Linked DNA regions of Mus musculus: region 1 is linked to region 2. A link is a loop called in an ENCODE intact Hi-C map of the cell type or tissue named here. Cell type or tissue: gastrocnemius. All regions are shown on one strand. Links, peaks and the distances in the headings refer to the core of each region. The heading gives the core; the rest is flanking DNA.

Region 1 (15,594 bases), core at 4,542-9,541, 73 kb before region 2:
CTCAAGACAATCCTCCTGCCTCTGCCCCTCAAGTCTCAGGGTTCATAGCTATATGCCTCTCCACTCAGCCTGAGAAATGTCTTTTAAAATGTCCCCTCTCTCTCTTCCACATTCAGCTGCCCAGTGCCAGTGCCATCAGAGCCATCCCATCCCACTCTCCCCACTCCCCCACATGCTCCCCACCTCTGGCTGTCTGTTCTCACCTTTAAAAAAAAAAGTTGTATTAATTATAAATAAGTAAACTGTTGCTGTCTTCAGGCACCCCAGTAGAGGGCCCCAGATCTCATTACAGATGGTTGTGAGCCACCATATGTTTGCTGGGATTTGACTCAGGACCTTCGGAAGAGCAGTCAGTGCTCTTAACCACTGAGCCATCTCTCCAGCCTTGTTCTCACTTTCTTGTCTTTAATGCTGCAGTCCTAAAAGAACTAGATTGGTCCAATCAGGGATATTGCACTTGGCAGAGAAAGAAGATAGCTAGCCTTTCTCTCTGGGTGAGGAGAGACGTGTGTCATATGCCAGCTCCTTCGGCTGTGTGGTCCCAATATAGGTGAAGGACTCCTCCTCTTCGGAGGTTCCTCATGATTGGCTATTGTCCCCTAGCCTGCTACTCAGTTTAACTTTCAACTCTGTGCCAGTTCCTTATCATCTCTGAGTCTGTTTCCTCAACTGTAGGGAGATATACTAATCCTTATCTCTGCAGCTTGCCCTGGAGATCAAACGAGACCAAAAATTCAACAGACATGGCCAGTGAGATGACTCAGGGGACTAAGGCGCCTGCCATCAAGTCTGAGAGCCTGAAGTGTGATTCCCCAGGACACACACCGTCAAGGAGAGAACTGTCCTCTGATCACCACACTTGCATAGTGACACACACAACACACACACACTTATTTAAATAGTTAAATATTAAGCATACACAGAACAATCATAGCTCATAGTGACTGCACCATAATATTGACTATTTGTGCCAAGTGATGGCTGAGATCATCAGCTTATGATCTGCTCTGACCATGTGGGTGTAATCCTGACTCAAGAGTAAAATTATATATATATACACACATATATATACACATATATATATGTTTGTGTGTGTGTATATATATATATACATATATATATATATATATACATATATAATGCAGTAAAAAAATATTTCTACATGCCACAGACAAATGTTATAGGATCAAGCTCATTAGAAAGAGTGTGGTAGAAGGAAGGATTTTAGGAGAAGGATGAGTTTAGAGAAGTTGGTGACCACAAGCCTCTTAGACACACTTTTATCTAAGACTGTTATCACTAATCTCCACTACCTACCCTTCTCACCAAGTGTAGTGTTTGGGTAGGATTTGAATTTTTATTTGGCACATAGTGAGTATGGACTTAGCAGGTGTGGCATGATAATTCGATGTGTATATACAACATGGATTGAAGACATGCCAGTAAGCATGTCTATCATCGTCTATGTATCAACCTTCAAGCTGCTCTCTTCTCATGCTTTAGTAGAAATTGTCAATAAGTGGCTATAAACTGTGACCCCACTACCAGCTTGCTCTGGAGCAGTAGAACTTCTTCTTACCCAGCTGTGTTTGGTAACCATCTTCAAGCCTTTTGTCTCCCTTGTGCACTTCCAACTTGATGAACACCAGACTCCAGTTTTCAACCAATAATTCTAGGGCAAACTAGGCAAACTGGGACAACTTCCCACCTAGTTCTACTTCTTTTAATAATTTTTGAGATTGTAATATAGTTACATCATCTCCCCTTTTCTTTCTTCTTTCAGACCCCACCACGAGCCCCACCCCACCCCCCACCCCAACACACCTTGCTCTCTTTAAAATTCCAGGCCTTTTTCTTTAATAGTTGCTGTCGATGGTGGTGGTGTGTGTATTATCCTAGATATATAAATATAATATGCTCAGCCTGTGTAACATTATGTGTTCCCCCTAGTTATTTTTCTGTTTGTTTGGTTTGGGGGTTTTTGTTTGTTTGTTTGTTTGTTTTGTTTTGTTTTGTTTTTTGAGACAGGGTTTCTTTGTGTAACTCTGTCTGTCCGGGAACTCACTCTGTAGACCAGGTTGGCCTCTAACTCAGAGAACCACCTGCCTCTGCCTCCCAAGTGCTGGGATTAAAGCATGAGCCACCACTGCCCGCCCCCCCATGCCCCCCCCATTTTTGATGATTCCCTTGATTGCATGTGTTAATTAATCACTAACTTCTGTAAACTTACCCTCTTAATCCATCCTTCCATTTCAAACAAGACGAATCCTATAATATCTGTCTATGGCATGTAAAGTGGGGGTTTTTACTGTGTTTTATTTTAATATATTTGGGTTTTTACTGTGTTTTATTTTAATATATTTTTCTTTATTCTTGAGAATTTCATACCTGTATACTGTGAAATATGATCATATCCACCCCATGTATACCCTCCCTAACACATGTCCCTCCCCTCTCTCTCTCTCTCTCTCTCTCTCTCTCTCTCTCTCTCTCTCTCTCTCTCTCCCTCTCTCTCTCTCTCTCTCTCTCTCTCTCTCTCTCTCTCTCTCTCTCTCCAGCTAAGGCCAGTTAGTGCTTGGGTGCGGGGCCATCTACTCTTCAGTGGGAAACTTACCAATATCCACACCCTCAAAAAAGGGGGGGATTCTTCCTCTCCCAGCAGTTATCAACTGGCAACAGCTCTTCAGTAAGTAGGGGGGGTTGGAGATCACCCCCATCTGTGGAATTTTGGCTAGCTTGATTCCTATTGCTGGAGATACCCCACCCTTTGGTTGCAGGACACAGAGAAATTAATTCCAAACTGACTTGGAAATTTCCTCCCTGACAGCTAGCTTTTATAAGAGAAAACCATCAATGGACATGCCCAATGCTAGATCCCACATGTTACCATACTGACCTGCTAGGCAACGATGTGCTTGCCCACTGGTGTAACAGCGCATGACTATTAAGAGATAATCAGTGTCTGACTGGATTGGGAGCCTTGTCTATAGGAGGGAGTTTTATGACTGGTACTATAATGCTGGTCAACAGCCCAGGTGATCACAGACCCTGGGGTAGAGCCTGCTATTGTAATTTTTGCTGATCCAAGTGTGTTGTCTTCATCTGTCTTACATGATTATCCTTAGAAAAGGATCCCTGATACTACTCCCCACCCTCCCTGTCATCCGTAGTTCTGAAGAATTGTTATTGGTGAACGTGATGGTGTGATTGAGGGTGGCCCCTATAGGCTCATAGTTTGAATGCTTGGTTTCCAGTTGGTGGGACTGTTTGGGAAGGGTTAGGAGGTGTGGTCTGTATTAGAGGAAGTGTGTCACTGGGAGTGGGCTTTGAGGTTTCATAAACCCAATGCCATTTGCTGTTCGCTCTCCCTGCTTCCTACTTTCAGATAGGATGTGAGCTCTTAGATATTGCTCCAGTGTCTGCATGTCTACTTCCATGCTCCCCGCCATGATGGTCATGGACTCACCCTCTGAAACTGTAAGCCCCAGTAAACTCTTTATTCTATAAAATGTCTTGATCATGGTGTCCTCACAGCAATAGAAAATTACTAAGGCAATGAACATGAGTGTTATTAGCAGTTCATCCATTTTAGCAATCAAAATCTTACACACATATCCGCAGGTACTTCTGACGTGCATGAGAAAACAAATGAATTCACTGACTTAATCCAGATGAAAGCAGCTCCAAAGTTTAACAGCTAATGCCATGGAAATCTTACCACATGGCTCCTGGGTAGGAGGCATAATTATTTATCTACTTGAAAAACACAATAACAAAGAGTGACCTTGCCCAGCATTATGGAGGAAGTAGGTCACAGTTATAGTTTGATGTTGGTGTAGTTTTAAAATCAATACTGAATTTGCCCAGGATCGGCTGCCCTCTCAACTTCCTGTTTGCTTTACTGCCTTTAGCTCTGGTAGGTTTCTACACTACTAGCTACCACCCAAGATGAGACCCTTGAACCCACAGATAAAAGACACACACACTGGTTGTATCTTTACAACTTGCCTTCTAGGCACAATTGCTGGGTACAATATCTCCCTCCTGAAAAAAAGTGTGCCCTTACCAATTTATTATCGCCATCTCTCCACCTGCCCTAAACTTAATGGCTAGTCCCACCTAGCTCCTGCCAAACATCTTGGACACCTACCAGTAGCGGAGACCATGGGCTCCAGCTCTCCCCAAGACCTCACATGACTGCAGCGTTCCTCTTCCTCCAAAGCATGGCAGAAAGGGCCTGTCTCTTCTGCGTCTGTCTTTTCCTGCTGGGACCCGGAAGTCCAGCCTGTACCTTCCACTCAGCAATTGTCCCCCCCACCAACCCACTCCCAACCCCTGCCTTCTATACTGACAAATCAAGAACCAATTGGGGAACAGGACTTATCAGAACCTTACCGTACAGTTTGAGTGTGAAGTGTTCCCTGCAGGATCATGTTTTGGAACACTTGTTCCCAGCTGGTAGTGCTACTCTGAGGAGCTGTGACTTGGAATTGTAGGAATCAGCCTTTGAGCATTACAGCTGTACTCTGGTCCTGATCTAGTTCTCTGATTCCCTGCTGAGGACATCTGAGGATGCTGGAAACTGCAGACTTTCAAGGACTGCCCCCACTCCAGCCACCATGACTTCCTTATGGTAATGGACTCTTCCTCTGAGCTGAGAGCCAATACAGACCTCTCCCCCATTAGGCTCCTTCTGTCTTGTTTTTGGTCACAGGAACAAGAAAAATGGCCAATGCAGTCAGGATGCTGAGACCCAAATCGAAGGTCTGACATCCTTAACTATTGCCAATGTGATGGAATATGTGGTCAAGATATACAATGAGAGCCGGGCGTGGTGATGCACACCTTTAATCCCAGCACTTGGGAGGCAGAGGCAGGTGGATTCCTGAGTTCTAGGCCAGCCTGGTCTACAAAGTGAGTTCCAGGACAGCCAGGGGTATACAGAGAAACCCTGTCTCAAAAAAAAAAAAAAGATATACAATGAGAAATTTGTGGACCCCCTCTTCCCTTGCCTCAGTATACACCTAAAGGTCTTCACCTAAGTAAGGAAAGACTATGATTAAATTACCCCGTAGATAGCAATGAAAACACTTGACATGTTTTGAAGAAGCTAGCTTTACTACTTAAACCTAGACAGTTTAAAATACAGATCTTTTCTCTTTTTAACTTGGTTTAATATGCCTTTCTTTTTATAATTGAATACAATATTTACACCAATCTGTCCACTGTTATAGCATCCAAGAAACTCCAAACACTAATCATTTGCGTAACTCTAGAAATAAGGGGTTTTTTTGAGTCTCATATAACCCAGGCTGGCTTGAATTCCTGATCCTTCTGCCTCTGCCTCCACCTCCACCTCCACCTCCACCTCTCTAGTATATAGATGTTCCCCACTACATCTAGTTGATATGCTACCAGGACTCAAACTAAGGGGTTTGGGCACGCTACACAAATACTCTACCAACTGAGCAACATCTATAAGCACATTTCTTATTTTCATAATTGTTTAATTTTGAGAACTGTTTACATATTCTGTAATCCTATCTTGAATTGTATTTCTTTAGCTGAAGATGGTTTTGGGTGTTCTCTGTTGCTTAATCCATCTGTCTGTGGCTGATGTCTCTATATTATGTTTGTGTGAGGGCTTGCCTCTTGATAATCTATCTAACTTCAGATCCAAGGGTTAGGTGGAGAACCTAATACATTACTGTGGTTTTCAGTTTTGTTTTAGCAAATGACGTGTTTTGCTTCATATTATCTACTGAGAATATTTTCACAAAAGTGAGTTGTCTAGGCCCAAGAATGGAAAAACTCACTGTTTAGTCTTTTGTCAACTTGACATAAGCTGGAGTCATCTAGAAAGCAGGAACCTCAATTAAGAAATGCCACCCTCAAATTAGCCAGTAGGTATGTCTGTGGGGCATTTTCTTGATTAATGATTGATGGAGCGGATCAGGACACTGTGGACAATGCCACCCCTGGGCAGATAATCTTGGGTTATATAAGAAAAATAGCTGAGTGAACCCTAGAAAACAAGCCTGTCAGCAGTGTTCCTCCATGGCCTCTGCTTCAGTTCTTGCCTCCAGGTTCCTGCCTTGAGCTCCAGCCCCGGCTTCCCTTCATGGTGAACTGGAAGCTGGGAGCTGAAATCAGCCATTTCCTCCTCAGGCTTCTTTTGGTTGGAGTTTTATCACAGCAACAGAAGCAAACATGAATCCTGTAGTAGGCCTTCAAACAAAATCCTCTCTCCACCACTTACAGTTGGGTGACTTTAGACTCTAGCTTAATCTACTCGTAAGCCTCATAAGTCAAAAGACAACAATAACATCCCCACAGGCTGGCTATAATGATTAACAAAATAAAAGACCTTGAACCACAGTAGATCAAACAGAGGTAGCTGTTAGTAGTATATCAATTTAAAGGCAGTTTTACAAGTGACTATCTTTCTCTCCAGAAGGCTTACATGACACATAGCTTGGTTATTAATTAAGATAATAATGTAGAATGATTATAGTATAACAGTCATAGTGATTTCCCTCTACAGTGTCTCTTTTTTAATTAGGCCTCCCAGAGACAGAATACCTTACTGTAAATGTTAATGGTGGAGTTATCAGCTGATAGAAGACTAGGAAGGGAAGCTAACGCTAGTACATTAGTGTCTCTTCATACCAGTGCTGTATTCATTATTGCCATTTATTAGCCACTACCTGCATGGCAGGCAGAGCCAGAAGCTTCTGTGTGCCTCCTGACTTAGTCTTCATAATATAAATTATAAGTCACAGTCACCTTAAAGATGACAAAACAGAGTCAGCAACGATGGAAACACCCAGGAGGTATTGCAGGTTGTGCATAGATCATTCTAGAATCTGCTGTTCTGGTGAGCTGTCCTTGCTACACTCCTGCACCAAAAACTATAATGTAGTTGGATATTCTCATCTCTAAAGCAAAAGCTCTGAGGGCTCTCCTGCCTTCAGCTATGAGCTGTGCTCTACTGCATACTAAACTTAGGCACGTTATTTAACATCCCAGCTTTAACTTTCTAATCTATAAAGTGGGGTTAGTAACAGGACCTAAACATATAAGGTGGTAATTAAGAAAAATAAATGAGTTACTATATACATAAAAATTCCTAGTGCAGTTCTTGGGATCTAGTAAATGTTTCATAAGTGCTGCCTGTTACTATAAAGTGTACATGTCATTATTAGATGAAGGGCTAACATTTCTGAGTTGGGTGTGTGCTCACCTTGATCTGCCTGCCTGCCCAAGCTCCCTTTCTTTAAGCCAACATGTCATAAAAGCTATTTGGGTTTTATTTCTCCCTGGAATTAGAAAGTTGGGAAGACATTAAAATGAAAATAATCAGGCTGTACAAATTCCTCTTTGCCAAGGTGGCTATGAGCCAAGCCTGCTGGCAGTCAGCATGCACAAGCCAAGGGGAGATGAAGGGTACATGTCCCTTCAAAAACTGTTCCTGCCAGGATCAATCTCTGGCCTGGAGCCAGAGCTTTCCTTGTCTATAACAGGGCCAGCTGGACAAGACAAGAGAGCTCTGTTGCTGCAAGGGTCAAATGGCCTGGCTCTCCTAGCAAGAAAGCAAGGCTATCCTTAGGTTTTTCCATCATAAAGGGCTGGGTGAGTGTGGCTGGAATTTAACACATCTATTCTCAGGCCGGCCATGGGACCTGAAGACAAGGTAACGGGTTGCTCAACAAAACAGTCCTGACAGGAGCCTAAGGTTAGTTCCCAGGAGAGGGAAATCAAACAAAAATCCCCAAGGAGTAGGCAGAAGCTGATGTTGCCCTGACTGTAGAGAAGCAGAGGCCACCACACCAGTGAGCCCAGGGAGGCCACAGGACTCACTGCTTGGGATCTGCTAGCTGTGTTGAGGGTTTTAGTTTTTACTATAAAAGAAATGGAACCTTTTCTGCAGAGGAAAGGAAAACTCATATTCACAATTTTAAAGCTATTTCTTCATCAAATATCTTGAATACCTACAGTCAATGATACCAAGTAACTTAAATGACTATCATGAAAAAAAGACTCCTCACCTGCTAGAGCAGCAGCCGCAGGAAAATACTTGGTCCTTCAGTGCAGGGACCAAGTTCTGGCAATACTTTGTCATCAAGTCACATCCAACCTTCTACTGCTGCTGTTAAATTGACAGAAAGAAAACTGTTGCAAGTTAAAAAAAAAAAAAAGGTACAAGAGGTAAAACTGGCTATGAAGCCATAGTACCAAAATAAAGACATCTTCAGAGCGTAGGGGAAGCAGTGGGCAATGTCTGTGCTATTAAAAGTAATGTCTACTAAAGTGGCAAGTCTGGTCAAAGCCATGCAGGCAAGTAGAGATATTCACAGTAGGAGGGCCAGAAGACAACTTGGCAAGAACTTGTGTCTACCTACAAAACATGGACCAATGTGGGAACTGCTGTGAAAGATGTTGTCAGAAAACTGATGTTGTCAGGAAAAGATGTTGTCTGCAAACTGAAATCTCAGCATACTCCATTAACTGAAAAGCAAACATAACTGCTATGGAAATTTGGTTCTGATAAAATTATTTATATTGTAGGATATAATATTTGTTCCAAATATAGCTACCCCTAACCCCAATAAAACAAATTTAAGGGAGAAAAAAGGAAATAGCCATTCTTACTGGGATTAACAGATAGATAAAACCAAAGAACAGTGTGTCTGGGGGAAGAGACATGTGTCACCAGGCAAGCTTCCTAAATGGAAGAATGTGAAATTCAAAGGCAAAAGAAGCTCCCTTCTCGGGGAACAAGTTACTCATGGGAGCAAATACAGAGACAAAGTGTGGAGCAGAGAGGGAAGGAAAGGCCATCCAGAGACTGTCCCCACCCCCCAGGGAGCCATCCATATACAGTCACCAAACCCAGACACTATTGTGGATGCCAAGAAATGCATGCTGACAGGAGCCTGATATAGCTGTCTCCAGAGAGGCTCTGCCAGAGCCTTACAAATACAGAGGTGGATGCTCAAAACCAACCATTGGACTGAGCATAATGTCCCCAAAGAAGGATTTTGAGAAAGGACTGAAGAAGCTGAAGGGGTTTGCAGTCTCATAGGAAGAACAACAATATCAAACAACCAGTACCCCCAGAGCTCCCTGGGTCTAAACCACCAACCAAGGAGTACACATGGAGGGACCCATGGCTCCAGCTGTATATGTAGCAGAGGATGGCCTTGATGGGCATCAATGGGAGAAGAGGTCCTTAGTCCTGTGGAGGCTTGATGCAGCAGTACACTGCCAGGGTGGGGAGGTGGGAGTAGGTAGATGGGTGGGAAAACACCCTCATAGAAGCAGAGGGGGAAGATGGGGTAGGGGTTTGGAGGGGACAGGGAAAGGGGATAACATTTGAAATGTAAATAAAGAAAATATTCAATTAAAAATGAAAAGCAAGAAAAAGAGCTTCCTTCTCTTTTTCAACTGAAAATGAATATATTTCATGCAATATGTTCTGATCGTGGCTTCTCATCTCTCATCTATGTCCCAGATCCTCCCAATCTCCTCACTCACTCACTCATCCAACTTCAGGCTCTCTCTCTGTCTCTCTCTCTGTCTCTCTCTCTGTCTCTCTCTCTCTGTCTCTCTCTCTCTCTGTCTCTCTCTCTCTCTCTCTCTCTCTCTCTCTCTCTCTCTGTCTTCTCTTTCTCTCTCCTCTCTCTCTCTCTAGAAAACAAACAAGATAAGTGGATGTTAGCCATAGAATACAGAAGCTAAACAAAAAGGAAGACTCAAGAAAAGGAAGCTTGAATCTCAGAAAAGGGAATAAAATAGTCCTAAGAGGAAGATGGAGGGAGGGAACAGGGTATGAGAGGGGATGGAGAGAGAAATGGAGGAAGTTCAGGATCAGGTTCAGGATCAGGAGGGCACAGGAGGGATAGCCAGATGGCCATGAGAATGAATGGAAATCTGTGTCTGATGGGGGTAGGGAGGTAAGGGGTCTCTTCAGGATGTGACTAAGACCTGGGATAAGGGAGGCACCCAAGGATCAATAGGAGTATCCTCGGCTGTGACTCACAACACTGGGGACATGAAACCTGAAGGGGCCACCTCCTGTAGCCAGACAGGAACCCCGGTGGACTGATAAGGACACCAACCCACCCACAAAACTTTCAACCCCAAATTTGTCCTGTCTACAAGAAATTCAGGGATGGGTGATGGAGCAGAGACTGAGGGAATGACCAGTCCAACATGAGACCCATCCCATGGGCAAGCACCAATCCTGACATTATTAATGATATTCTGTTATGCTTGCAGACAGGAGTCTAGCATGGCTGTCCTCTGAGAGGTTTCACCTAGCAGCTGACTCAGACAGATGCAGAGACCCACAGTGAAACTGTGGATGGCGCTTGGGGACACTTATGGAAGAAGGGGAGAGGATTGCAAGCCCCAAAGGGGTAGGAACTCCACAAGAAGACCAATAGAGTCAACTAACCTGGACCCTTGAGGCTTTCAGGGACTGAACCACCAACCAAAGAGTATACAAAGGCTGGACCTAGGCCTCCCTGCACATATGTAACAGATGTGCAGCTTGGACTTCATGTGGGTTCTGAATAACTGGAGCAGGGGCTATTCCAAAAGCTGTTACCTGTATGTGGGATATGTTCTTCTAGCTGGGCTGCCTTGCCCGGCCTCAGTGGGGAAGGATGTGCCTAGCTCCATAGAGACTCGATGTGCCAGGGTGGGAAGATACCAAGGAGTTCCCTACATGCTCAGAGAAGAAGGGGAAGAAGTGGGGGGAAGGATCATGGGAGGGGACCACCAGGAGTTAGGCAGTGAGCAAGATGTAAAGTGAATAAAGAAAAAAAAAAGAAAACAAAGAGAAAAAATTGTAAGAACCACATACACAACACAAAAATTAGAAACCACAATGTATAAGCAAAAGGTTTTTTTTTAAATACCTAGACAACACATTATAAAACAAAAGCAGTTTCCAAAAATACCATTGAATTCATTTTGTGTTGGCCATCTACTGCTGGGCATGGGGCCTGCCCTTAAATGTAACTTATATAGCCAGCGAGACCCCATTGGATAAAGCTTTTCCTTTGCAAGCTGTTGACAGTTGGAGATAGCTTATGGATTAGGGCGAGAGGCTCCTGTCCAGTTTCCCTCTCAGTGCTAGGACCCCTCGGGCTTGGACCTGTGAGGGACTTGTGCATGCTGCCATGGTCTCTGTGAGTTCATACGTGCATCAGCCCTGTGGTGTCTGAAAGACAGTTTTCTTTGCATCCTTCATCTCCTGTGGCTCTTACAAACTTTCTGCCTCCTTTTCCACAGAGCTCCCCGAGCCCTGAGGGAAAGGGTTTGACAGAGACATCCCATTCAGTTCCAATGTCTCTCCCTCTGTGCACATCGTCCAGTTGTGGGTCTCTGTGTCAGTTCCCATCTACTGCAGAAGGAAGCTTCAGAAGATGCTATCTCTAAGAACTCTTCCCAGTGAAGGCGGATATGAGGGTTCAAATGGTCATGTGTTTGAGCACTTGGTCCTCAGCTGGTAATATTCTTTGGGGAAGCTCAGGAGATGCCTTGCTAGAGGAAGCATGTCAAAGGGGTGGTGGACTTTGAGAACTTCCAGCCTTCCCTTACTCCCATTTTGATCTCTCAGCTGTGAGCTTACAGTTCAGGGTCTGAGCTCTCAGTCTCCATGCTTGAGCTGAATATTACAGGAATTCATGTGTGCAGTGTCTGCTACCAAGCCAGCCCTCCATGATGGAGATAGACTCCTACCCCTCTGAAACCATAAGCCCAAATAGGCCCTTTGGTCACAATGATTCATTACAGTAATAGAAAAGTAACTAGCAGAGTGGAGCTTGAATGCACTGACATGGGTTACACAGTCTAACATAGTTTAGATGTTGCAATGTGCAGACACTGCCTACTGGTAGCCCAGGCCCAAAACCCAACCCTACCACTCACTTGAGATATGTGAAACCTTGAACAAGATGCTTACCCTTTCTGATTTTTTTTTTCCAGACATGGTCACATGTAGTCCAGGCTAGCCTCAGACATTCACACACCATTTTGTTTGAGCCAGACCTTAATGGAGTAATTAGACTTGAATATGCAAAGGTGGGAGAAGAAATCTTTAGTACGAGGAACAGGGTAGGAAAAGCACACAGGATCAGAAGCACAGGATAGTAAAGGCACACGAAGAAGTTGGGCGGGGTAACACATAGCTGTAACCCAGTTCAGGGAGCTGGATCGTGAGAATGGCAAGTTCAAGGTCAGCCTAGGCCGTTACAAAGATCCTGTCTCAGACAACTAAAGATGAAAATGACAAGGAGTGCTTGAAAGCAGAAGAGCAGAGTAGCATCACGGAGGTGGAGACGTACAGAGAAGAGTGTCAACATTTCCTGAATTTTTATGAGGTGTCAGGACACTGCACACATTAATTCCTGTAATATTCACAGCAGTGGAAGTGTAATCCCCTCCGTTTCACTCTGGAGGAATCTGATGCTCCGAGCCCTTGAGAAACATGACCAGGCTGGAGAGTGGAAAAGATTGGCTCTTAACTGACCTGACCCTGAAGCTCACATTCTTTTAATCAGGACCGCCCACATGCCTTCCCCACAGCTAGTGCCAAAGAAAGCATAGATGTCACTGTGGTGGTCCATGTTAATTTAAATGTTAATTTAAGCTAGATTGGCCAGTGTGAGGGAACTCTGACCACATCTGGGGGAAATTATCTTGATTTTTTTTTAAATTGAGATGGAAAGACCCTCCCACTGTGGGCGTCACCATTCCCTGGCTGGGATCTCTGACTATGAGTGGAGAAAGGCAACTGAGAAGCAACATTCTTCTTTCTTCCTTCTTTCTTCCTCCTCCTCCTCCTCCTCCTCCTTCTTCTTCTTCTTTAAGATTTATTTATTTATTATATGTAAGTACACTGTAGCTGTCTTCAGACACCCCAGAAGAGGGCATTAGATCTCATTATGGATGGTTGTGAGCTACCATGTGGTTGCTGGGATGTGAACTCAGGACCTTCAGAAGAGCAATCAGTGCTCTTAGCCACTGAGCCATCTCTCAAGCACAGCTTTCTGCTTCTTAACTCTCCCTGCAATGTGGCCAGTGGCTCCCAGCTCCTGCTGCCCCTACCTCCCTGCCATGATAGACCATAGCCCTGGTCCCTGAACTAGAACAAACCCGGTTTCCTTTTAACTGCTTTGTTGGAGTTTTGCCATAGCAACAAAAGGGAAACTAAAGCATGTACCTTCTCAGCTAATGTCCATGGTTCCCAAATTACAGAGGCTTTGCTAAGATTTCAAGCATCCAAGGTCCACAGCTGGGAAGCTCACTCCAAAACTGCTGTAGGCAGACCAAGTTCAATGCCTTTTAGAGCTCAGCATTCAATGTAAATGTGTCAGCTGTGTGGTGGGGGGAGGTAGGGCTTCAGTCACACTGCTTTCTATTCACACCTCTGAGTTACCTTGGAGTAGTAACAAATTAAGCCAGAATTGGCTCTTCGCACTGAATGATTTTAGAAAGCTTGCTTTGCTTCTGCAGCTTGGATAATTTCAAGTGCCAAAAAAGGAAGCAGATCTGATGGAAACCGCATGTAAAGAAGGTGCATACATTACTATAAGATCCTGCAAGCTGGATTCTTTTTTCAGAAACCCCCTTTCATCCATTTTTTTTTTATCCCTCTAGCTTTTTGACAACTACAAGGAAGACAGTAAGGGTAAAAATAAAAATATTTTAATTGCTATTTCTAGCCCCCCCCCCACAAAAGCCATTTATGATAAATGTGTCTTTTACATTGCAAGGTAATTTCTACCAAGAAAACAAACAAATCCACATGCTTTGAGAATTGACATTTGAGGGAGAATTGGCATTTAGCAAGTTTAAAAATAGAAACTCCAGTAGATACAGCATCTGCCAATTAAACATGTGAATCCACATTCAGGCTTGCTGCACTGGGGAAACTGCCCAGGTTATTGGACTATTCAATAATGCCCTATTTTTAGGGCTGGGGAGCCAAGAAAACAAGCTGGCTTCAGCGTCTCATTAAACAGAGTACAAGGGCTTCCACAATACATCCCTATAGTGCCCAGAAATAAGAACCTAGAGGACAGAGCATGTTTTTCTGTGACAAAGCCACTATGTTACAACTTTTATAGGCAGCTGAGATTAATAGGAAGTGGGTTGAGTGGCAGCTGTGTCCTTTCTCATTGAGATAGTAGAGTCACGAATGGTTGTCACCAAGAGGACCTTAGGGATGACCTGCTACGGGACATGTGATGTTTGTTGGCTGTCTAGTGTGGTTGCCCTCTGATCCCCACTCTGGGAAACTAAACTCTCTACCATAGAAATGTAGTCTGTCTCATTCCCCCCAGAAGCTGTTTTCTTAGTCTCCTGGCAGCCAGGACTCAACTCTATAACCCGGCTTTGGGAGTCATTTGCATCTGTTCAGCTTTTGGGATGAAGAGTTGGTGACACAGGAGAGGAGGTACGGGGGCTGGGGGTACACGCAGGTGAAATTTTTTTCTGAGTATAGCAGCAAAACCTGAAGCATCCACTTCCTGAGGGCAATGGGGCAATGTTGCCGACAGAGGTGCCAGATGCCACCTCCTGGCACAGGCAAGCTGAGATGCTCCACCGGCAACAGCTAAGTGCCCACACTGACCTTGGTGGAGTCTGGCTCTGGTCTGCCTGTGCTGCCTTCCTTATTCCTCCCTCTCTGTGAGTCTGGTTCTTCAGGCTTCCTGGTAATCGAATGAGCTAGCCAATACCCTTTCAACCTGCTGATTTTTTTTTCTTCATTTTGCCCAGGGACAATATCTTTACACTAAGAGTCTGAATGACTATAAGCCGGCCATGCCTGATTAATGCTAGGACATACATCATAAATCAAAAAGGTAGGTGCAAGTTTGGTTTTAAAAAATTAGACAATCATTGTTACTCTTCAGATGAAATCAAGAGTGAGAGGGGAAGAACTGTGGCCAACTGCAAGCAGACCAGGCCTAGAAGTTAGGTCCTGACTCCCATTCATTGTGTGTGATGGTTTGTATATGCTTGGCCCAGGGAGTGGCACTATTAGAAGGTGTGACCTTGTTGGAGTATGTGTGTCACTGTGGATGTGGGCTTTAAGACCCTCATCCTAGTTGCCTGGAAGCCAGTATTCTGCTAGCAGCTTTCAGATGAAGATGTAGAACTCTAAGCTCCTCCTACGCCATGCCTGACTGGATGCTACCATGCTCTCACCTTGATGATAATGGACTGAACCTCTGAACCTGTAAGCCAGCCCCAATCAAATGTCCTTATAAGAGTTGCCTTGGTCATGGTGTCTGTTCACAATAGTAAAACCCTAACTAAGACAGTGTGCTTAACCTCTGTGTGGCCCAGCCTTACAAGGGAGAGAAAGTGCCTATGCACTCTGCCCCTAACAATGCGTTCCTGTTCCACAGGTCCACAGGTCACCATGCCTTCCTGACCATTCTTCAACTAAAGCTACTTCCCTTCAGTCACTTTCTCTTTAGACCTCCAGCTCACAAGTAATCTCTAATGTTCCTTCTTTCATTCCCTTCTTTCTTCTTTTCTTCCAAAAAAAGAGGGAAAAAAAGTCTTACCGCA
Region 2 (15,594 bases), core at 3,661-8,660:
GTTTTGACTTTTGAGACAGGGTTTCATGCAGCTCAGGCTGGCCTTGAACCGGCTGTGCAGCCTCCTCTTCTGGACTGCTGATAGGCAGAACTACCGTCAGCTTATTTCCCACCCTGCCTTCATGACAGAGGGGTTGCATTGCCTCCTCTTGTTGCTGTCCCCCGTATTTAGACATAGTCTTCACATGAGGCGGTTTGCTCTGAGAAGTAGGCATCGTGGACTACAATAAGAAGCGTCTGTAGCCCCTTAGTTACAGGAGAAAGGAGCCGTTCAAAACAGGCTAGGTACGTTTCCATAGGGTGATTTGAAACACCTTTGTGGGTATCATAACCCTCAGAGAATGTCTGCATTTATAATGATGTCACAAGCCAAAGGACAGACATGTCAGTGTGCTTTTTTGAAAAGGATTAGAAATGTGTAATACATTTTAACTGACTCTACGGTTGTGGACCTGGAGAGATGGCTCAGGGGTTTAGAGCAGTGCTCAGCACTCAGGGGGTGACTTACAATCGGCTGTGCTTAACTCTACTTCCAGGGGACCTAACACCCTCTTCCTGTCTCTGTGGTCACCAGGGATGCATGAGGTTTAAACACAGTCATGCAAACAAAACACATTTTCATAAAATAAAAATAAATCTTAAAAAAGTTTAATTTAATTTAGAGCATTGAACAAATAAGTTTCAGATATCTAGAGAATTCAGATAAGACAGTTCAGTCTGAATAAACTGCAGATAGTCAACCAAGAAAATTGTTCTTTATTTTCAGAAGAGCTGGTTTTTGCCTTTTTGAGAGCATTGGTTTCATTTTAAAGCTTGTATTTCTCGTTCTCATTGTTTGTATAAAATTTTTGTTGCTGAATATTATCACAATTTTCAGTCACATTTGTTTCATACAATTTTTTTTTGTTAAGATCACATTAGTGACACTATGTCTGTGGTGAATTTTTAACAAAATATATGACCATTTTCATGTTCATAATTTTGTCCAACAGTGAGAAACCTTGTTCCCACTATTGATGGTTTATGATTTTCTTTCTTCCTCTCTGTGAAAAGGAATTTACTTGTTTTTAGAGATTCCTTGAATCTAATTTATGGATTATGAAGCCATACTCTTGATTGTTTTGATTGTTCTGAAGAGCTAACACAGTTAAGTGTAGTACAACCAATTTAGACTTGTCCCCAGCCAGCTTCCAAAACTGTCTCAGACTATGGTGACTTCATTTGGCTTTGTCAAATCTACATCTACTCTCTAACTGCTGGCCTGGCCACCTCCCCAGCGAAGTTTCCTAGATGCTTGCTGTTTCTCCTGACCACGTGCTTATGGTCCATCTCCCCTTATGGTGCGGATCATCACACACACACACACCCCTCTCCCCTCTTCTCCCCCTCCCTCTCTTCCCCTCCCCCCTCCTTCTCCCTCTCTCCCTCTTCATCTCTCCTTCTCCCCTCTCCCCTCTCCCCTCTCCCCTCTCCCCTCTCCCCTTAAAATCTTTATCAGTAGGTCTTCAAAATGACTTTGGAAATTAAAACAAGATTATGGCCAGACATTTTATGGCAGACACTTTGCAGCATCTGTGACCTGTGCTTTCAGACCCCAACTTACTTGTGGAAAAGAATCCCTTTTTTCCTTCTTGCTTTTCACTCCATCTTGTCAGTTTCAGTTGGAAATTGAATTGTACTTTAAGATTTATACTTGGAAATCGACAGCAAGGCATTTAGAAACAATTTAAAGTAAGCTATGCTGACTCAGAAATAGGAAGGTATTCCAGCTACAAGAGGAGCGTCCTGTCAGTTACCTCAGTCACTGTAGCCCCCTCCCTTTCTCTTTTCTGTTGACACCTGTTGTCAGGGCTGCAGAGGTGGCTTAGCGGTTAAGCTCTTCTGCTCAAGCTGGAGGACTGGAGTTGGGATCCCACCACCCATATCTCAAGGCTCACAAGAACTTGTAATTCCAGCTGCGAGAGAAGCAGTGCCACGGTACCTGTGCATGTGTAAGTGCACAGGTGCCCTTTCTCTACCTAGCTGCTCTGGTTCCCATTCCCCTCTTCTCTAAATGTTTCTTTGAAATTCTGTGTGTAGCACTAGAAGGATCTTTCTAACATTCAAGCTTTAATCATAACCTTGGTCATAAGGATCTATAGTCCTCATCTCCTCTGGGTAAAATCTAAATCCTTTTATTGCAGGGTTTCCCTATTTGACTTGATTTTTATCTCTTACCTTCCTTTCCTTTATAGGTTTCTGCCATCTGCTTGCCCACTCCATGCTTCTTGCTTATCTGGCTAGCACAGATTGATTCGTCAAGGCTAGCTCACCGACCATTTTATATGAAGTGCACAAATGTTTTCTACTGCTACATTCTCCCAGTACATAGTGTGCAGACATCAAGTAAAGTGCTGTTGAGGATGAAATTCTAGTTTAAAAGGTGCTTGTATTTGTGTATTTTATCTGTAGTTCCTCGCTGGTGTTTGATCGGATAGAGAATTAACTTAGTGGATAAATAGATGGATAGAAAGAGAATCTGAAATGAAAGGTTACGTGATACTTGAATATTAAATCAGGGTTTGGGAGACTGTTTTCTATTCTGGGTTCTCTGCTTGCTACCTATGTTACTGCGTGTCTTAGGATTTCCATTGCTGTGAAAAGACACCATGACCATGGCAACTCTTATAAAACAAACATTTAATTGGGGCTGGTTTAGAGTTTCAGAGGTTTAGTCCCTTATCATCATAGTGGGTGCGTGGTGAGTATAGGCAGACTTGGTGCTGGGAGAAGCCGAGAGTTCTACATCTTGATCCACAGGCAGTAGAAGGAGATCGTGTGTCACACTCCACATAGCTTGAGCATAGAAGACCTCAAAGCCCGCCTCCACAGAGACACTTTCTCCAACAAGACCACACCTCCTAATATTGCCACTCTCTATGGGTCAGGCATTCAAACACATGAGTCTATGGGGGCCATGCCTGTTCAAAACTCCAAAATGTGCTACATAACAAGACTCTTGTTTCAGAAAACATGAATAATGTCTACATTACCGTTTCCCCAACTATCTATATGCATGTTAGGTTGCCTAAATCACCATTTCTGCAACTATATATTAAGCATGTTAGTGTGGTCAAGGCCCTGGCAATTTTAATAGGCTAATTCATGGAACTTTGCTGACCAAGGGTAGTACAGAGTCCTTTCTTTCCCTAAGATGCTTGTACTATCATCACATGGACTTAATAGTTCACATATCAGAGTCTAGAATTTCCTCCAGGGTTTTAGTTATAGAGAGCATGAGCCCTCTTCAACAGGAGAAACACTACTACATCTGTTACATGATTGGTTGCCATGTTAAAAATCTCATTGAAAAAAAAAATCTACTAAAGACATTTAAAATCTAGAAGTCTTTCCTAGCTCTTTCATATTGTGACTAGGGAAGCTGAAGCTCAGCGAAGGGAAATGACTGAGCCAAGCCGATGTCCCTAGGAAGGAAAGGGTAGTACTGGGACCCAGGCTTGTTGCAGTTATTACTATAACCTCCAACTCCACCAGGGAGTCAGGGAAGCAAATGAAAACCCTGATGCAGAGACCTTGGAGGCTATGTATGTATATGTATATATATGTATATGTATAAAAGTTAGAAGCTGTAGAACCAGTCATGTTTATTTATTGTCTTAAGATAATATTGTGTGAAGAGATACTGTGACCAAGACATCTCTTATGAAAGAAAACATTCACTTGAGGCTAGTTTATAGAGTTTCAGAGGTTTAGTCCATTATCATCAGTCATGTCTGGAAGCAGGGCAGCTTGTAGGCAGACACAGTGGTAGATGAGCCAAGAGCTCTAAATCTCAATAGCTGGGCAGCAGAAGGAGACCGCCACACTGGTTCATAGCTTGAGTATGTAGGACCTTAAAGCCACTTCCACAGTGACACATGTTCCCCAAGAAGTCCACACCTACTTCAAGACTGTATCTCCCAATAATACCAATCCCTATGGGCCAAGTATTCAAATATATGAGTCTGTGGGGACCATACCTATTCAAACCACTGTATACATAAATATATATGCAATATTTGAAATAAGCTAATACTAAAATATTTACATACTGTTATTTTTGGACAGTGAGGCTGATTTTTTTTAATTAAAGTTTTCTTTGATGAACCTTTAATGGCCTATAACTTTTATTAAATGTAAATACACATTAAAACAGACAAATAAACTTTACTGTCTGCCCATTAAAATGTAAGTAGTTAAAAAGTCTAAAGCACTTAACAGTTCTTAAATAGACTGTAAAATTACTCAAATGACTTCTGAGGAAAATTAAGTATAAAAAGATTTACTTGGTTTTTATCTAACATACATGTATGTGTGTGTGTCGGGGGGGGGTAATATATAGATGTATATATATGTGACTGTATTAGATTGGCTTACACAGACATTAGAGTCTGTGTAGTACAGGAGTGGCTGTCTCACTGGAGAGGCTGTAATGCTAGAATCGATCATAGTCTCAGTCTGGAACTGAAGGCTGGTGGAGTCCTGGAGTGCTATTGGTCTTCAGTCTGTGCTCTATTACCAGGAAGGAGTGCTGACGGACCAACAGGGAGTGAGAGCAAGCATGCACAAAGCATTTCCCTCCTTGTGCTCTTATCTCTGCTGCCCTGTTTGAGGGCCGCCATCCCCCTTTAGATAGTGCACAGCACCAATGCCTCACCACGCCTCCCAGGCGTGCCAAGCAGTTTACCTGTTGGCTGATGGCAGATCTGGTCAAGTTGGCAAGGAACATTAGCTGTCACAGAAACTATTCTACATAAATTAGGAACATTTGGTTTCCAGTGTTTGCTTTGCTGTTCTTCCTAACTGGTTGTATGAAGACTGGTTCCACAGGAGTTATCCCTGGGAGCCTGAGTGTGAGCAGCATTTGTAGTTTGGTCTTCCTGCTCTGCCCACCTCTTTTCTGTGTTCGCCCTACACATGTCCTTCCCCAATATCAGCATTTTGTTGTCCTAATTATTGCTGTGTTCTGATGGATCTCTGTTTTAACCGGCCAGCTTTTGAAAGGGTTGTGACTGCTATCTTAAGAGGTTTGTTTTAAGGTAAAGGATAGATTCCAGAAGAACACAGGTAGACACCAGCAGCACAGTTAACAGCTTTTCTGTGTTCCTACCTCCCCTAACAATGTCATTTGTAGAGTCCGGTCTGTCTGCAGGTTTTAAGATTCCAATCACCTAATTCTTTCAGTCTTGTACATTCAGTAACTGTTCGTTTGTTCGTTCGTTCGTTCTTTCTTTCTTTCTTTCTTCCTTCCTTTCTTTCTTCCTTTCTTTTTTTTTTTTTTTTTTTTTTTTGGGTTTTCGAGACAGGGTTTCTCTGTGTAGCCCTGGCTGTCCTGGAACTCACTCTGTAGACCAGGCTGGCCTTGAACTCAGAAATCTGCCTGCCTCTGCCTCCCGAGTGCTGGGATTAAACATTCTTAAAAGAGCAGAACAGCCGGGCGTGGTGGCGCATGCCTTTAATCCCAGCACTCGGGAGGCAGAGGCAGGCGGATTTCTGAGTTCGAGGCCAGCCTGGTCTACAGAGTGAGTTCCAGGACAGCCAGGACTACACAGAGAAACCCTGTCTCGAAAAAAAAAAAAAAAAAAAAAGAGCAGAACAGCTATTTCTGTTATTTTTATTAAATAGAGACTGTAGATATATATTAAATAGTGGTTTAGATCATATCCAATAGATAAACGAACACATATTATACTGAAATACCAGAACAGCAAAATAGTTAATGTCCATTTACTAAAACTAGCCATTCAGATTGGCCAGTTTTCGTCAAGAACTTTTCTGTGTATGCTGGCCCTGAGGTCGGTACTGAGAACAGCTGATACAAGGATGAGGAAGTTGGACATAGTCCTCTCTTGGTACTTTTGTCATTGCTGTGATGGAGACCTGCCAAAGGCAGCTTAAAGGAGGAAGGATTTATTTTGTCTCAAGTTTGGAGACTATGGTCTGTCATGTATGGGAGGCATGGCAACAGGGATGGGGGGGGTACCGGGGAGAGGGACCCCACAGCTCTTTATCTGAACAAATCAGGAAGCAGAGAAAGGACAGAGTTGCTTTCCTCCTGGTTTTGTTTTCAGCGGCAGACCCCAGCCAGGGGTGTTGTTACCCATATCCAGGCCAGGTTCTCTTTTTAGTTTAGCCTCTAGCATCACAAACACAAAGCTAAGCTTCCCTTGTGCCCTAGACATTTCTTTTTTTTTTTTTTTTTTTTTAACACATTTATTTATTTATTTATTTATTTATTACATGTAAGTACACTGTAGCTGTCTTCAGACGCACCAGAAGAGGGCATCAGATCTCATTACGGGTGGTTGTGAGCCACCAGAAGAGGGCATCAGATCTCATTACGGGTGGTTGTGAGCCACCATGTGGTTGCTGGGATTTGAACTTCGGACCTTTGGAAGAGCAGTCGGGTGCTCTTACCCACTGAGCCATCTCACCAGCCCGACATTTCTTAATCCAATTAAGTTGACCATAGAATTAACCATCACACTTCTTTATTATAGCCTTGAGCCTAGTAGATTTTTTTATGTTCAAAATGTAATAAACTATATTTGATTTTTAGAAGCTGGAGACTTTAAGATTCTGAGTTAAGTATGAAGAAATATAGATTTATCAAAAGAATTTGGATAGTGCCTTAGAATTTTTTGTGATATAATTTATCTACAGTGGTATCCATTGCCAGGACTCAAAAAATTTTAAGGGAAAAATTTTTATTGCCATGTACAGAATTTTTATTTACTTATTTGTTGAATGTTTAATATCCATGGGTTGGTATTTTCTCAACTACTGTCTCTTAAGAATAGTGCCATTTATTTATTTTTTTCCTAAAAGCATAAATCTAAAAAAAAAAAAACAAAGCAGTTTATTTTTTACATACACAGGGCTTACTCTGTAGCCCTGACAGACCTGTATAGACCCTGGTGATTTTGAACTCAGAGATCTACCTGCACCTGTCTCCCAGAGCGCAGGGCCATGGCCTGTTTGGTTTTTGTTTGTTTGTTTGTTTGGTTGGTTGGTTTTGTTTTGTTCTGTTTTTCTTAAAGATGGGTTCTCATATTGTGGCCATCCACCTACCTACCTTCCCAGGTGCTGGACTAGAGGTGTAAGCCACCTGCATAGGAACTAATCTTCTATCTCAAAAGTCCTTGATAACACAGCAGAGTCCTTTAGATCTGGATGGGTGTTGGGGCTGTTTGGAAGTCTTGCTGGAGAGGCCTAGCAGCCCTGTGAAGGAAAGCCTTTGCAGAGGCCACTTACAGTTGGGCTCTGGCTTACTATTCCTATTTTGACTTTTGTGGTATGTTTTATGTTGAAATGCTAACCAAAGTAATAAATTGACAGTGTTATTTTCATTTGTGTGATTTACTTCTCACGGTTCATGCCTCATTTTGAAATGTTCTGTTGAATTATAGTAGCAACAGATCATCGCTGCTTCAGTCTTACACACAGGAACAACTGTTGTTTGTTTTTGACAGAATGTGATGTATTGGGTGAGTAGCTAGCACTCAATTCCTACTGAAATGATGCTGGCCAAGTATATTCCTTTGTACCATCAATCAATAGTTTACAATGTGTGTGCGCAGAGAGGCCCACACGCATCGGTAGTGGATGGCAAGCAAGTCCTCTTTGCTTCTCATCACTCTGAGCTTTATTTGGTTAACATCTAGAACAGGTCTGTAGTAAAGGAATTCCAAGCATTCACTAAGGGTTGAAGGTCAGAAATGATGCAACCTTGCTTCTCCTTCCCCCAGTGCATAGTGACAACAATCTGGAGAGAAGTATCAAGGCTACATAGCCAGATATCCTTACAAAGCAGAAACCGTCTCCACAGCCGACTGGTTTCTGCTGTTCTTTTCCTTGTTCCAGCAAATAAAGTTTCATGTTATAACTTTAGGGATTAAAATAGAAGATTTGTCTCAGGGTTGGAAGGGACCATATAGATCTTGGTATGTCAAATCTTGTCACTTAGAGGATAGTGACTTTTGGCTCATTATCAAAATCAAAAAAAAATTGTCCTCTTGCATTTTTGGGTGGACAATGTTTACTGTTTTTTGTTTGTTTGTTTGTTTGGTTGGTTTGTTTTGTTTTTGTTTTTTTGGTTTTTCGAGGCAGGGTTTCTCTGTATAGTCCTGGCTGTCCTGGAACTCACTTTGTAGACCAGGCTGGCCTCGAACTCAGAAATCCACCTGCCTCTGCCTCCCAAATGTTGGGATTAAAGGCGTGTGCCACCACCGCCCAGCATGTCTACTTTTAAAAATGTTCATTCTCTCTCTTTCTCTCAGGCAGGGCCTTGCTCTGTGGCTCAGGCTGGCCTCAGGTGTACAATAATCTTCCTGCCCAAGCCTCCCAAGTACTGGGATTAAAGCCTGCACCATTACACTCAACTTTATTTGAGAGACGGTTTCTGTAGGCCAGGCTGGCCTTCAGTTTGCAGCAATCCTCCTGCTGTAGCCTCTTGAGAACTACAGCCGACTGCACAGCCATGTATTTCTTTGTAACATGAGGAAGTATTTGACTGTAGGCCATCTTAAATATACCCTTCCTCACAAAGTTTCTGTCTTTAGTCAACATGATTCCCTTTGTTAAATATTGTTTGGGTTAGAAGGTCAAAGTTACTATGGAGCTACCTCCTTCCTTTGCTTTCTTCTTTCTGTCTGTAATTCCTTGTAAGTTAGTGAAGGCTGCTGGGCTTCAGGAGGAGAAGGATGCCAAGCAGTTGCTGTCACTTCCCCAGGTGCTGTGTCAGCCTATCACGTTAGCACTCCTGAGCCCTGCCTGAGTGTATGCAGTCAGTATGGGTACTGAGTACTTGGAAATAAGCTGTACAATCCTGGGCCAGTTGGTAGCCTGGTTTACAAACTGTTTCAGATTTGTTTCCTTCATTTTTTTGGGGAGTGGGGGGATGGATTTCTGGATTTTTGGATTTTCGAAATAGGGTTTCTCTGTATAGCCTAGGTTGTCCTGGAACTCATTTTTAGACCAGGCTGGCCTCAAACGCAGAAATCCACCTGTCTCTGCCTCCTGAGTGCTGGGATTAAAGGCATGCACCACCATGCCTGGCGTTTCCTTCACTTTTTTTTTTTTTAAAAGATTGATTTATTATTATATCTAAGTACACTGTAGTTGTCTTCAGACACACCAGAAGAGGGCATCAGATCTCATTACAGATGGTTGTGAGCCACCATGTGGTTGCTGGGATTTGAACTCAGGACCTTCGGAAGAGCAGTCGGTACTCTTAACCACTGAGCCATCTCTCCAGCCCTTCCTTCACTTTTAAACTGTCCTTTTGTTGTCTATATATTAAACAGCGTATCAAAAATACCATCTGGGAGATTGTGTACATTTGTAGATTTAAAATTAAGCATTTAAAAAAAAAGAAATTAAGCATTTTGAAAGATAACTTGGAACACTATTAGCATGTTTAAAACATTTGACCTAGATTCTGTATGTTAATAATTGCAGAAATAAACCTGCAAATTAGTGAACTCTTAGAGGATACTTTAGAAAGTCAGCTTTAAAACATGACACGGCATTATGATTCCTTGTCGGTGCAAAAGGCTTTTCTCCTGGCTGGCCTGCCTTGCCGCCCCGCCACCTTTTTCTGCTCTCGCTGGGTTGGTTGACTGACTTGAAGAGCTAATCCATGGCATTGCTAGTGTCGGTCTGATCCTGCACTTGTCTGCACTTGTCCATTCTCTACAAAGTAGACTTAACACAGCCTTGTGGTCGCTGGTAGGGTAGGAACAATCTTATTTCAGCTCCACAAGCCCCCTAAGACCTCGAAGACTAACATACCCAGTGTGCTGTTAATCACTTTATTGGTAATTGTCAGTTAAGGCTTCATCAAGTATAACCTTCCATTACACAACCTTTTATTCATTCTCCCTGCCCTTTTTGAATTTTAATAGAAACTTTTACATGTTGTGGCATTTTCCCACTATGTTGATACTGTTATTTTTCACTCATATTGAATTGGGAGAGCTTTGAGAAGTGGCTTGGTCTTCTGGGTTCTTTTCCTAAGGTCTAAGGCAGCGTTTACTATTAGAGGTACTAAGTTAGATGGAAGAATCCGTTCTGGGCCATCTTCTTGTTTGTTTTTATTTGTTGCCATCACTCTTTTGAAATATTTGTTCTATTCATGATTAATGATTGATAGAAGGGAGCTCATCTACTGTGGGAGGTACCACCCCTGGCAGGTGGTCCTGGACTGTAAAAAGCAGGCTGAGCAAACCACAGGGAGCGAGCCAGTGAACAGTACTCCTCCATGGCCTCTGCTTCAGCTCTTGCCTCCAGCTTCCTGCCTTGGCTTCCCTCAATGGACTGTGTAAACCAAATAAATAAACCCTTTGCTCCCAAGCTGCTTTGATCAGGGTTTTCTCACAGTACTAGAAACCCTGAGTAAGACAGGCGGCAGTTTGTATAGGGAGAGGACACAGGTCCAAGGCATGGCACTTAGATGAACGTTGTGTCAGTCTAAGCAGCATGAGAAGGTTCTCAGCTAAAGCAGTGTTAAAGGACTGCAGTGTAGGTAATTCCTGAGGTCTTACGTTGACCATTGATTGGAAGGATTTCACAAAACTTTCAGAGACTAGGAAGTGTTTTAATTATTGTTGTAGCTGTGAAGAGAACCCATAACCAAGGCATCATATAAAAGCATTTAAAAGTTGTAGAGGGTTAGTCCATAACCATCATGGTGGGCAGCGTGGTGGAAGGCAGGCAAACATGGCAATGGGGCAGTAGCTTGACACCTTGCAGCAGATCTGCAAGATGGAGGCAGAGAGATAGCAATACTCAGCCTGGCCTGGTCTTTTGAAACCCCAAAGTGTCTCCTGTTAACATGCCACACCTCCTAGTCCTTTCTAAATAATCTACCATCTGGGAATCAAACGTTCAAATATATGAACCTATAGGGGCCATTCTTCCTGAGACTACCATCTGAGGGAAGAGGGAGGAAGGAAACAGATTCCTGTCTGAACTGTTAGTTCTCAGGATGTGGGACATTTGAAGTGCCTCTACTCTACCACGTCTAGTCAGTCCAGCTGAGAGAGAAGTGCTTACAAACAGCCTGAAGAGAGGCTGGCGGCTTTATGCTCTCTTCCTGCTGCCTCTGTGTTAATCCTAGTCCCTGTTTCTAACTGAGGGAAACTGAGATACACCAGGAAGGTTCAGGATCTTAGTTACGCTCACAAAGCCAAGTGTGGTGGCAGAAGCCACAATTCAGACTACCTAGAAAATGTGTGAAATTACCTAAAAAATGAAATTAAGAACAAATGCCAACTCCATTCTAGATAAGGCGACCTCTTTCATATCCAGAATGATATATTGCATTTTAATTATTTAAAAAAATTACTAGTGCTTTGGAAGAAAAGAATAAAGTTTTAATGGGTAATCCTTTCATGCCCAGATCTTTGTTGTGGACACTATAAATTCTAGTTTGTTTGTTTGTGCTTTTTGGTTTGGTTTGTTTCAGAGACAAGGTCTCACTTTGTATACCAGGATGTCCTGTAACTCACTCATGGCCTAGTCTCCCCAACTGCTGGCACCGGGTGTGAGCCACCATGTCCCGCTTGTTTGCACTTTAACATGTTTAAAAATTAATTTTACATGTGTGAGTTGTGGGCTGCATATATGTCTGTGGACTACGTGCATACCTCATTCCTGTGAAAACCAGAAGAGGGCATCAGATTCCCTGGAGCTGGAGTTGTAGAAAGCCTCGGGCTTACCATATGGATGCTGGGAACCAAATTCAGGTCCCCTAGAAGAGCAGCCAGCATTCCTAACCACTGACCACTGAGCCATCTGTCCAGCACCTTGTTCGCTCCTTGTAAAAGCATTTTCCTGGGTTCTGGAGTGGTGCTTCGGAAACTTTGCCTTTCCACCTATCAAGGAAGGAACTGGAAAATTTGTTAAGCATGCCTTAGGTCTAAGGGGACTGGAACTTAAGCTTTTTGTTTTAAATTGTCTTTATTACATATGTTTCCTCTCTCTCTCTCTCTCTCTCTCTCTCTCTCTCTCTCTCTCTCTGGGTGGGTGGGTGGGTGGGACAGAGGACAGCTTCAGGAGCATGGTAAGTCCGGGAAATCAGTTGTCACGCTTGGCAGCAAACGCCTTCACCCACTGAGCTACTTCACACGCTGTGACTTGGCATTTCTATTTACTGTAAATGCAGGGATGGCTGTTGTTCCTAGGCAAGGGGCTGTAGGAAGTGAGGCTCTGGTTCCTCTGTTCCGGATGAGTGAGGGTGCGGCTCAGGGTCCCTGTATATGCTGCTTTCACTTGGGTGCCCATTCATCTCATCTTAGCAGGATTTTAGGAATTGTTTCTCTAATCTGAAATAACAAATATTAGATATGCGCAACTGAATTGTTTTTGAAAATACAGTATAAATAAAGTGGACAATTTCAAGATTTTCTGAAAGTTTTTGTAAATCAGTGATGTGGAATTAAGTATTAATGGTTTCATGATTTAAGCTATTGGCAGTAGCACTTGTCTTCTTTAGCTACAGTTTAGTCAGCTTTAGTTTTCTGTATGTGGCCAGAAATTTGGAAGTTCTTTTGACTACATTGTAATTGTTTGCAAGTAGGATAGTTTGATATTAAAATAAATTGATTTTTTTAAAAAATGTATTTATTTTATGTTTATGAGTATACTGTGGCTGCCTTCAGACACACCAGAAGAGGGCATCAGATCCCATTACAGATGGTTGTGAGCCACCATTTGCTTGCTGGGAATTGAACTCAGGACCTCTGGAAGAGCAGTCAGTGCTCTTAACTGCTGAGGCATCTCTCCTGCCCCCTTGATACTAAAATATACTTTGAGCAACATTGGCAGTCTTTTCTTCATTAAATTAAATAATCTTTGTTTGTTTGTAGAAAGAGTTTCCCTGAGTAGCCCTGACTGTCCTAGAACTCTCTTTGTAGACCAGGCTAGCTTTACAGAGATCCATCTGCTTGCCCCTCCTCCCTCTAGACCAGGCTAGCTTTACAGAGATCCACCTGCCCCCCGCCCCTCACACACACACACTGGCTAAGTCAAATAATCTTTACATGTGTGAGTTCAGTAGATTGGCATATGGAAGCTTATCTATTTACTGGTAGATTTTGCTTCTTTCAACAAGGGGTGTTAACCTCTCATAATGTACCCTGTATCAAGGAGCAGTGTATTGATTCATTTTTAACTACACTGGGATGGCTTCCTAAATAAAAGCTAAGGCCATGACATTAATTTAAAGGCTTATTTGTAAATGTCAAGTAATTTTTAAAGCTCCGCCCTCAGTTAAGTTGCTTCCTTTGGCTTTTCAGACATGCTAGTTTGTAGATGATGAGCTGTAACTCATGGCCATTGCTAATTGTGATTTGTAACATAAAAAGAAGTTAGGCAGATACATATTTCTTTTAGAATTCATATGCTAAATATAAATATGTTTGCTGATCCTCTGGGGCAGTAGTCACACCCCACAGTGGCAATGTGAGGAAATAATGTGCCTTAGTCTGGAGAGTTTGCAAACAGAGGAAGTTACAGTTACAGTTTTTTAAATTGACTCAATGTTCAGATTCTACCAGATACAGAAACTAGACCTTGTTTATATTTTCATATCTATAGTATATATAGAAATAAAGTAATTGCATACTTGGGAAATAGCTTAAGATGCATATGTATACAACATTAATCACTGATTTTATTTTAGAACTGGCCAATTTCGAAGCACATTTATAATTTATACATGGGCTTATCTGCATTGTGTTGTCCTTGGTAACTAAATTCAGATTTGATATCATTAACGGTTTGTCGGTTAAAGGGGTCATTTCCCCTCTGCCTTAGTTCAGAACTATGCATCTCTAACATCTTCATTAAGCATTGTAAACTATATTTTTAAAAGTAAGTAATTTTAGTTTTAAGCAAAAGTAGTAGTAAAAAATAAAGGAGTTCCTTCTAGTTGTATATGAAGCTGGAAACACCGAGGTGTTGCTGTTTTTGAAAATAAATCAGTCCTGGTCTGAGTGTGCTCTGTGGCTCTGCCTGGAGACTGAGATCTTAGGCTGCTTACCATCCTCCTAGAGAAGGGGGATGTTCTTTGCGTCAGTTCTCTAGTCTTAAGCACCTTGTTAGTAAACTATTTCTAATCAACATAGAATAAATGATCATTAGTGGTTACTTTTATCATTGAGATTTGATGTCTTTTCATGTCTAATAAGAAAATAATATATTACATCCTTGAGTTTTCCTTAAATGCCTCCCATATGTTATGTCTGTTGAAACTATGTTACAGTAGGACAGTCCTAAGCTCTCGTGCGCGGTGTTTGTTTTGCTTTGCTTAACATATAGTTTTTGCCAAGATCAGGCCCAACACAAAATGGTGACTCGGAATCCTAAGGCAGCCTACACACGCACCCGCACCACTGTTCCCTCCCCCCAGAAGTTCCCATCTCTGTTGGAAGCAGCTTCCTCCTCACACCCTAGTGCTGCCTGCACTGTGCATTACATAGCTTGCCCTCCTTTTCAAAACTACCATCTTTGACAATTTCAGACATATATAGTATATCTTGTTCCTATACACCCCAACTCTCCTTATTCCCCCCTTTTTATAGGCTAAAAACGTTAACTACTTAGCAGGCCGCAGGTTATTTTTAACCTGTCAGACCCTAATCATGATTTTTATTTATTTATTTTTTTCTTTAGTTTTTGAGACAGAGTTTCTCTGTATAGCCTTGGCTGTCCTGGAACTCACTTTGTAGACCAGGCTGGCCTCGAACTCAGAAATCCACCTGCCTCTGCCTCTGGATTAAAGGCATGCGCCACCACGCCCGGCTTTTTTTTTTTTTCTTTCTTTCTTTCTTTTTTTTTGATTTTTAAATGGTTAATTTAAAACTGTCATACTGGCCACAGGTATTATATCTTATTACAGATCATAAAGTTCTGCTGTTTTAAAATTCTTGGTAAGGGACTATAATCACTACCCATAATGTGTTAATTCTCCTAATGAGTTTGTTGAGATATAATTTACATGCCAAAAAGTATTTGTATACAGAGGTGTGTGTACCACCATAACCCTTAACTTCTGAATGTTTTTGTTACCTAAAAAAGAAACACCATGTCCATAGTAGCCATTGTCAGTTACTCTCCTTTCTAACTCCCCAAGAGCTGCTAACCATTAGCCTGTCGTGTGTGGCTGTGCTTTTGCCTCTTGCGGACATTCACAGAAGTCGCATGATACAATATGTGGACTAACATGTCAGACTTTTTTGATTTAGGATAACATTTTGAAGTGTATTTATATTGTAACATATATCCATGTTTTATCCTTCGGGGGAAATATTTCTCTGATGGATATAACTTTGTGGTGTTAAATTATGAGTTTTGATACACATTTGAAAAGTTCCATTGATATGGAATGGAAATTAATTTTCTTGCTTTATCATTTCTGTCCTATAATAGTGGATTTTTCCTTTATTGGAGTTTCAGTGTTTTTTATGGAATGGTTTTATTATTTTGTCGTGGATGAATTATGGCATGACTGAAATTAGGTTTGAAACAACTTGAAGGTTTTGGACAGTCGGGG

The links. Hi-C counts contacts between places; a loop is a spot of excess contacts. Peaks named below come from ENCODE experiments on the same cell type or tissue, not always from the same donor. Only the 100,000 strongest peaks of a DNase experiment are listed, where the experiment ranks them.
Region 1: a loop joins it to region 2, with 2.4 times the contacts of the local background. A loop is called at or near these places in 3 of 42 quality-filtered maps.

The regions. Positions count from the first base shown.
Region 1 is chr4:106,248,947-106,264,540 of GRCm38, forward strand. It overlaps Gm12724 (predicted gene 12724), which reads left to right. Exons shown (of 5, transcript NR_151521.1): 3 at 14,794-14,879. Gm52671 (a long non-coding RNA gene) reads right to left here. Exons shown (of 3, transcript XR_003955088.1): 3 at 8,067-8,149. Among named protein-coding and RNA genes, the nearest start is that of Gm12724, 20 kb to the left of the region's middle. In gastrocnemius, for the core only: no CTCF peak of the experiment used is centred there; a DNase peak (open chromatin) is centred at 7,467; H3K27ac peaks cover 2,124 bases.
Region 2 is chr4:106,322,999-106,338,592 of GRCm38, forward strand. All of the region lies in intron 1 of Usp24 (ubiquitin specific peptidase 24), which reads left to right. Gm40218 (a long non-coding RNA gene) reads left to right here and starts at 1,431. Exons shown (of 2, transcript XR_867979.3): 1 at 1,431-1,968; 2 at 2,003-3,357. In gastrocnemius, for the core only: a CTCF peak has its summit at 6,340 (motif pointing right); no DNase peak of the experiment used is centred there; H3K27ac peaks cover 1,694 bases.